Regions from separate parts of the Homo sapiens genome. Here region 1 is linked to region 2. A link is a loop called in an ENCODE intact Hi-C map of the cell type or tissue named here. Cell type or tissue: ascending aorta. All regions are shown on one strand. Links, peaks and the distances in the headings refer to the core of each region. The heading gives the core; the rest is flanking DNA.

Region 1 (4,396 bases), core at 266-4,265, 60 kb after region 2:
TTCACCTCCCTGTGTCCATGTGTTCTCATTGTTCAACTCCCACTTATGAGTGGGAACATGTGGTGTTTGGTTTTCTGTTCCTGTGTTAGTTTGCTGGGAATGATGGTTTCCAGCTTCATCCATGTCCCTGCAAAGGACATGAACTCATCTTTTTTATGGCTGCATAGTATTCCATGGTATATATGTGCCACATTTTCTTTATCCAGTCTATCATTGATGGACATTTAGGTTGGTTCCAAGATTTTGCTATTGTGAATAGCCCACAATAAACATATGTGTGCATGTGTCTTTATAATAGAATGATTTATAATCCTTTGGGTATATACCCAGTAATGGGATTGCTGGGTCAAATGGTATTTCTAGTTCTAGGTCCTTGAGGAATCACCACACTGTCTTCCACAGTGGTTGATCTAATTTACACTCCCACCAACAGTGTAAAAGCGTTCCTATTTCTCCACATCCTCTCCAGCACCTGTTGTTTCCTGACTTTTTAATGATCACCATTCTAACTGGCATGAGATCATATCTCATTGTGGTTTTGATTTGCATTTCTCTAATGACCACTGATGATGAGCTTTTTTTTCATGTTTGTTGACTGCATAAATGTCTTCTTTTGAGAAGTGTCTGTTCATATCCTTCACCCACTTTTTGATGGGGTTGATTTTTTATTTCTTGTAAATTTATTTAAGTTCTGTTTTTTTTTTTTTTGAGACAGAGTCTTGCTGTGTCACCCAGATTGGAGCACAGTGGAGCAATCTTGGCTCACTGCAACCTCCACCTGCCCGGTTCACACCATTCTCCTGCCTCAGCCTCCCAATTAGCTGGGACTACAGGCGCCCACCACCAATCCTGGCTAATTTTTTTGTATTTTTAGTAGAGACAGGATTTCACCATGTTAGCCAGGATGGTCTGGATCTCCTGACCTCGTGATCCACCTGCCTTGGCCTCCCAAAGTGCTGGGATTACAGGCGTGAGCCACCGTGCCTGGCCACTGTTTAAGTTCTTTGTAGATTCTGGATATTAGCCCTTGTCAGATGGCTAGATTGCAAAAATTTTCTCCCATTCTGTAGGTTGCCTGTTCACTCTGATGATAGTTTCTTTTGCTGTGCAGAAGCTCTTTATTTTAATTAGATCCCATTTGTCGATTTTGGCTTTTGTTGTCATTGCTTTTGGTGTTTTAGACATGAAGTTGAAGGGGCCATTCACGGTGGTTCACACCTGTAATCCCAGCAGTTTGGGACGTCAAGATGGGTGGATCACCTGAAGTCAGAAGTTCAAGACCAGCCTGGCTGATGTGGTGAAACCCCTTCCCTACTAAAAATATTAAAAAATTAGTCAGGTATGGTGGCAAATGCTTATAGTCCCAGCTACTCGGGAAGCTGAGGCAGGAGAATCACTTGAACCCAGGAGGTGGAGGTTGCAGTGAGCCGAGATCACACCACTGCACTCCAGCCTGGGTGACAGAGAGAGACTCCGTCTCAAAAAAAAAAAAAAAAAAGTTGAAAGTAGGCACAAGCTGCCAGGGGAGCCAATTCTGTGCATTTTTTATTTGACATTGCAGTAAAAGCTTGCAGAGAAAGCTTTCTACTCAACATCAGTGTCTTTTTTCTTTTAAGTCTCCAGAGAAAATGACTAACCAGGAAAGATTTTTTTTAAACTTGTTTTCATTTTCCCTGGGCCAAACTAAGTATTCCTGAGAGAAAACAAACCTTCCCAAGGAATCCAGACTTGGCTCATGATATCTAATACTGAGTGAATTAACATTTTTTTCCTACCAAGGGGAGTAGAAAACAGCCTATAAGAGAATTCATGTTGGTTCCTAGTTAATCTTTAGCTTTACAGTGAGTTAAGCTGTCTTTTCTCCTTAATGATTTAAGTATCCCATACTAAGCTTTCCTGTCAAATAAACTAAAAGTCTGGTTTTATTCTGTTTGGAAGTTTGTAACTAAATATTTATCTATGGTCTGAAGAAAGAGGGAAAAGTCAAGTCGGTTGTGATAGAAAGTGTTTCCACACCCATCAGCAGAAAGTGTTGAAAATGGTGCTATAGTTATTGCTCTAGTAAATGCTCAAGTCTGCCAATGAAGGAGGATTTATTTGTTTTTCCAACAATGCCCACTTAATTTTCTCTAATTTTTCTTCTACTTTGCTAATCAAGGCTTCAGCATGATCAGAGACTGCATTGGATCTAATCTAGAAATCTGTGGGGTGAGGGAAGCCCTTGAAAGCAAGCAGTGGCGGTCCTTGATAGAATGGAGTGAGTCCTCAATTATCTATGTAGCTAGAAAGGGAAAGGTTAGTGAAGAAAACCGCAGATAATATAGAAATCCTTTTTATTTCTTTTGGCTTCTCATACACACACACACACACACACACACACACACACACACACACACGTTTATATCACACAGCAATGTGCCATGGTTGCAGGTTGTTTACCGGGTCCGGAGGAGGATTTTGCCAGGACTGCTTTCCTTTCTCCTTGGAATCTTCAGAGAGGGGAGAGAGGGTTGTGTTGGGATTTGGGGGTTCTTCGGGTGAACTTGAGAGAACTGCTAAGTTCTCTTGAGTAGAAAGGTTTATATTACACTTTAAACCAGGTAAATTATTTTCCTATTGTTGCTGTAACCAATTGCCACAAATATAATGGCTTTTAAAAACACACATATTGGATATCTTACAGTTCTGGAGATCAGATGCCCAAAATGGGTCTTGCAGGCTAAAATCAAGGTGTTGGCAGGTCTGTGTTCCTTTCTGGAGGCTCTAGAAGAGGATCTATCTTCCTGCCTTTTCCAGCTTCTAGTGCCACATGCATGCCCCATTTTCTTTTCTTTCTTTCTTTTTTTTTTTTTTTTTTTTTTTTGAGACAGAGTCTTGCTCTGTCTCCCAGGCTGGAGTGCAGTGGTGCAATCTTGGCTCACTGCAACCTCCACCTCCCAAGTTCAAGCAATTCTCCCACCTCATCCTCCTGAGTAGCTGGGATTACAGGTGCACATCCCCATGCCCAGCTAATTTTTGTATTTTTAGTAGAGATGGGGTTTCACCATGTTGGCCAGGCTGGTCTCAAGCTCCTGACCTCAGGTGATCTGCCCGCCTCAGCCTCCCAAAGTGCAGGGATGACAGGCGTGAGCTGCCGCCCTGGCCTCATGCCCCCATTTCCAACAAGCATCACTCCAACTCCTGCTTCTGTTATCATGTGTCCTTCTTCTGACTTTGATCCCCTTGTCCCTCTTCAAAGGACACCCGTGAATAAAGCAGGCCTACTGGACAATCTGTATAATCTTGCCATGTCAACATCTTAATTTAATCATGTTAGCAAAGTCTCTTTTGCCATGGAAGGTAACATAGTCACAGATTTCAGGGCTAAGAACGTAGACATTGTTCAGGCTACCACACCAAGACCAGCCAGGTTTTCTCAAACCTGGGGCTGATCCTGGTCTTCAGTCACCAGAGCAAGTTTAACCTGGGCTAGGGCTTTTAGGGGTTCAGGCTACCGCAGCACACCATAGCACCTTCTGCTAGGTCCTTCACCCACTTCATGGCCTGCTTCTGGCTCTAATGCATCCAAGCAGCTGGAATGTAATTAAGCAGCTGTGGGAAAGAGCTCTCAAGTCACTGCAAAATACTTGTAGCCTCAGCGTAATAGATATGGTGAATAAGCATAAAGGGCAACATAATGAAAATGTATTTCTATTTTTGTCTCCCACTGTCTTTTTTTTTATTATTATTATTTTTCTCAGATATTTACTCTGAGAACCTGGTTGACCTCCAGCAGGTAAAATTCACAAAAGTAACTGGGTCCCTCTGGAGTTTTCTTCTCAGACTTGTTCACACTGAGCCTCCAGCAGGTCATCAATTACAGTTCTGGTTTCCCTGCCTGGCATAGGTTCCACTGTCTTTTTAAAACTTGTTCAGGGAAGGGGTGATCCTGCCCCTGCCTCCATGAGTGTAGGCCTCAACTGGGAGCACTGTTAATATTTCAAGCAGGAGAGTTCTTGGGTTACTGGGATATCGAGCATCTCAGGCCCTTGTCCTCTAAATGCCAAGAGTATCCTCCCTGCCAATCATTGTGTCAATCAAAACACACTCCAACATATTTCTGAATGATCTCTAGGGAGGTGGTACTGCCAGAAAACCTGGGCAGCCCCATGACTTCGTTCATTCTCAGGTCCTCAGGGAGTAATTGTTTCATGGTCCCAGCAGGTCTTTACTCAGCCATTAGAATACCTGATCCAGTGTGAAACCCAAAACTCCCAGGGGTTTAGGGCTGCTGTTGGGGAATATCCGCAGGAGGGAAGGGAACTTTCAAAGTTAGCCCACTCCCTCATCCCTGCTTACTCACCTGAGTGGGCAAAACTGGGGAAACGGAATCAGAGAAGTTTCTGAGTTTCTTATT
Region 2 (4,396 bases), core at 203-4,202:
GTGCGCTGCACCCATTAACTCGTCATTTAGCATTAGGTATATCTCCCAATGCTATCCCTCCCCCCTCCCCCCACCCCACCACAGTCCCCAAAGTGTGATATTCCCCTTCCTGTGTCCATGTGATCTCATTGTTCAATTCCCACCTATGAGTGAGAATGTGCGGTGTTTGGTTTTTTGTTCTTGCGATAGTTTACTGAGAATGATGGTTTCCAATTTCATCCATGTCCCTACAAAGGACATGAACTCATCATTTTTTATGGCTGCATAGTATTCCATGGTGTATATGTGCCACATTTTCTTAATCCAGTCTATCATTATTGGACATTTGGGTTGGTTCCAAGTCTTTGCTATTGTGAGTAATGCCACAATAAACATACGTGTGCATGTGTCTTTATAGCAGCATGATTTATAGTCATTTGGGTATATACCCAGTAATGGGATGGCTGGGTCAAATGGTATTTCTAGTTCTAGATCCCTGAGGAATCGCCACACTGACTTCCACAATGGTTGAACTAGTTTACAGTCCCACCAACAGTGTAAGAGTGTTCCTATTTCTCCACATCCTCTCCAGCACCTGTTGTTTCCTGACTTTTTAATGATTGCCATTCTAACTGGTGTGAGATGATATCTCATAGTGGTTTTGATTTGCATTTCTCTGATGGCCAGTGATGATGAGCATTTTTTCATTTTAAAAAGCCCAGTTATCTATGTGAGTTTGCTCTTGAAATCAGTTCCTCTCTCCCTCCCAGCCCTGTATTCCCCCACCTTCTATTTTATACAAGGTATTTTTTTAACTTTTATTTTAAGTCCAGGGATGCATGTGCAGGATGTGCAGGTTTGTTACGTTACATGGGTAAAAGTGTGTCATGAGAGTTTGTTGTATAGATTATTGTTTCATCACCCAGAATACTAAGCCTAGTATTCATTAGTATTCATTAGTTATTTTTCCTGATTCTCTCCCTCCTCCCACCCTTCACCCTCCAATAGGCCCCAGTGTGTGCTGTTCCCCTCTATGTGTCCATGTGTTCTGATCTTTTACCTCCCACTTATAAATGAGAACATGTGGTGTTTGGTTTTCTGTTATACAAGGTATTCTTTTCATCTGCTTTTTTACCTTCTCCTTTCTCTCTTCTGCCCAATTTTTGACATTTCTAGTTTTTGCCTGCTACCATAGCTATTTTCTGACCCTTTCCATGGTTCACAGGCTTAAGATTCCTTTTTTTGGCATGCCTATTTTCATGGAATACACACTGGTAGCAGAGGAGAACCCTAAAATGACTATTGATCACACTGTTTGTCATATTGCCTTTGAGGTGTACCCATGAGATTCTCTGGTGATCTGAATCAGTGGCGCTCCATTTCTTAAGTGGAATTCTAGAAGTCACAGCTGCCAACTCTCCTGCTGACTGCTCTTCATGCCGCACAATTAAGAGTGAAACACCTCCCACAGCTGTCTATCCTGGTATTCTCAGCATCATCAATAACATGCATCTATTTTCTGCCAACTGCATGCCATGTGATCTGAATAACAAACAGAGCCTACTCTCAAAGAGCTCCTAATCCTGCCCCAAAGGTAGGAGAAGTGCAGGCAAAGAGTGAAATGCTGATGTTGCAAGTTATCCTGTGCTAAAATCCACAAAGGGGCTGAAGAGACGGAGTCCAGAGTCAAAGTTCCTCTCCTGATTGTTCTGCGTCTTAAAACCCATGACTTACTATTTCCACCCACACCCAGCCTTGGGATTTCCAACAGCACACTGACTCAGCATTCCAAAGCAAAGGGAGTGAAATGAAGGGACTGTTTTGTAAAAGTTCTACATTAAGTTGTGGTCATATAGGAAAGGAAGAATTGTATTATAAGTATTTACCTTGGAAAGATTTTTTTTATTCAGAAATTAAATTCTTGGGTAAGACAATCCATTACATCTATTACTATAAAAATTTAAATATGTGTGTATAAATGTGTATAAATGTGTGTGTATAGCCATTTTGAAAATCTCCAACCAGTGTTATTAAAGAGAAGATTACTTTCAGAAAGTGGGTGTTTTCTCACAACTTCTCTTCAAGTAACAGTTGAAATTAAATTCTACATGATCTGTCGGTGTCTTTGGATTCTCATTTATTTTTCAATTTCTAAAGCACACCAGCCGTTTGTGAGATCAGAATCACATGCATCCACAGCAAAATACCCAAGAGAGAACAGGGCACGTGCACCTCTTTTCCAAGCCCGCGTGCTCCCAATCCAGGCAAACACAAATCTTTCACATGACTGCAGTTTCTTTTATACCCACAGGGAAGGGCGACGGAAAGGAGGGCCATCCGCGGAAACCTTTCAAACAAGCCACTTCACTTGTCGATTCATCCGTTTATCACTTTAGGTATCACTTAGGATCATCATAAGATGTATTTAGGAAAGTCATTTTTGTGGTTTAAATAAGATTAATCGGATTGGCAGAATTTTAAGGCAATTGCAGATACTGTAGAATGGCTTTGGGAAAGTAACTTTCCACTGAGACACCACTCAGGCTACTTGTCTTTGAAGAAATGTAGTTTTTAAAGTAACACAAAACAAGGAAATTTGATTCCCTTTTAAAAAGTACTTATTGAAGATCTACAGGTTGGTTCAAATTCAGGATACTATGAGATTTAATTCATCAATCCCACAAAGTATGGTGAATGAGAAGAGTGGAATGATTGCAGGAGCAACTCACAGACTGATGGGGTCATGGAAGGCGTGGGAGTTGACCAAGAGTAGAGGATTATAGCAGACTGAGGAAAATGAAAGCTCAGAGGCAGGGAAAGGAGAGTGGGCGACAGTCATTTAGACACCGAAAGTCCAATATGACTACAGCCGAGACCCCAGCCACCGAGGCCTCCTGGAAAGACATCTTCCAAGCCCCCTAAATTATCACTCACGTTTTTGAGGCAGCTGTTTGTTTCTTTGTTTGTTTTGTTTGTTTTTTGAGATGGAGTCTCGCTCTGTCGCCCAGGCTGGAATGCAGTGGCGCGATCTCGGCTCACTGCAAGCTCCGCCTCCCAGGTTCAAGTCATTCTCCTGCCTCACCCTCCCGAGTAGCTGGGACTACAGGCGCCCGCCACCACGCCCGGCTAATTTTTTGTATTTTTAGTAGAGACGGGGTTTCACGGTGTTAGCCAGGATGGTCTCGATCTCCTGACCTCATGATCCGCCCACCTCGGCCACCCAAAGTGCTGGGATTGCAGAGGTAAGCCACCACGCCCGGCCTGAGGCAGCTGTTTTAAAAGTGAAACATAATAAGCAAGATGAAAATATTCTTATTCTGAGTCAAATTAAAAAGATGGTAGAAAAATGCCTGAAATCTAAATACATTCTGACACAGTAAGCCAGCAAATAAATCACACAAATATCTTTTTTTTTTTTTTTTTTTTTGAAGTGGAGTCTCGCTCTATCGCACAGGCTGGAGGACAGTGGCACCATCTCTTCTCACTGCAACCTCCACCTCCCGGGTTCAAGTGATTCTGCTGCCTCAGCCTCCCGAGTAGCTGAGATTACAGGCACCTGCCACCATGGCCAGCTAATTTTTGCATTTTTAGTAGAGACGGGGTTTCACCATGTTGGCCAGGTTGGTCTGGAACTCCTGACCTCAAGTGATCCACCCATCTTGGCCTCCAAAAGTGCTGGGATTATAGGCGTGAGCCACCGCGCCCGACCAAATCACACAAATATCTGATGCTGAACTGGGGACTAAAGGGAACTTGAACCAGAAGGGCAAGTTTTTTCTGTGAGTCTTTCACTGTGTTAAATATAAAAGCAAGCTACCCACATTGTGCATTCTCTCTTCTCAAAAATGAAGTTGTGGGTTTCTCCTTTGGCACTTCATTTTCTATAGAGAGGCAAATTTTGTTTTCTGTATCTAATAGCATTCTTTAGAACAGAATGTCAGCTAAAATGACAGATCAGCCTCAACATTACACAAAGACAACCAGACTTTATGAGCCTGTAGATGTGCCTCAACAGGAAGTACACAATAACACCCTTGGGTATACTTGCCCAAAATAAATCAATCAAGCATGAGTCTGATCACGCCTCTAGATCTAACCACCAGTTTGCAGGAAATACAAAGAACAGGACATGTTCATGCAATACAACAAATCCAGCCAAATCCAGAATGTAGCAAATTCTACAGGACTAAAGACCCAGCGTCTTCAACAAATAATTGCAAAAATAAATTAATTAATTAAGGAAGGGGCCAGTTTGGATTCTGGTGTGAACAAACCATCTGTTAAAAAAAAGATATGAGACAATCAGACAAATTTGAGTACTTACTAAGTATTTAGTGATATTAAAGAACGTCTGTTAATTTTGCTAAGGATACATAATAGTAATACTTCAATGTAATAGCAATCATTACCGTGAAAT

What was found. Peaks named below come from ENCODE experiments on the same cell type or tissue, not always from the same donor. Only the 100,000 strongest peaks of a DNase experiment are listed, where the experiment ranks them.
Region 1: it touches region 2 in a loop (3-fold over the local background); 1 of 110 quality-filtered maps calls a loop at or near these places.

Annotation. Positions count from the first base shown.
Region 1 is chr2:158,840,336-158,844,731 of GRCh38, forward strand. All of the region lies in intron 2 of LOC124907901 (a long non-coding RNA gene), which reads left to right. Among named protein-coding and RNA genes, the nearest start is that of DAPL1, 47 kb to the left of the region's middle. In ascending aorta, for the core only: no CTCF peak of the experiment used is centred there; no DNase peak of the experiment used is centred there; H3K27ac peaks cover 699 bases.
Region 2 is chr2:158,780,103-158,784,498 of GRCh38, forward strand. No RefSeq gene overlaps it. Among named protein-coding and RNA genes, the nearest start is that of DAPL1, 13 kb to the right of the region's middle. RefSeq lists an enhancer at 3,089-3,588. In ascending aorta, for the core only: no CTCF peak of the experiment used is centred there; a DNase peak (open chromatin) is centred at 1,709; H3K27ac peaks cover 733 bases.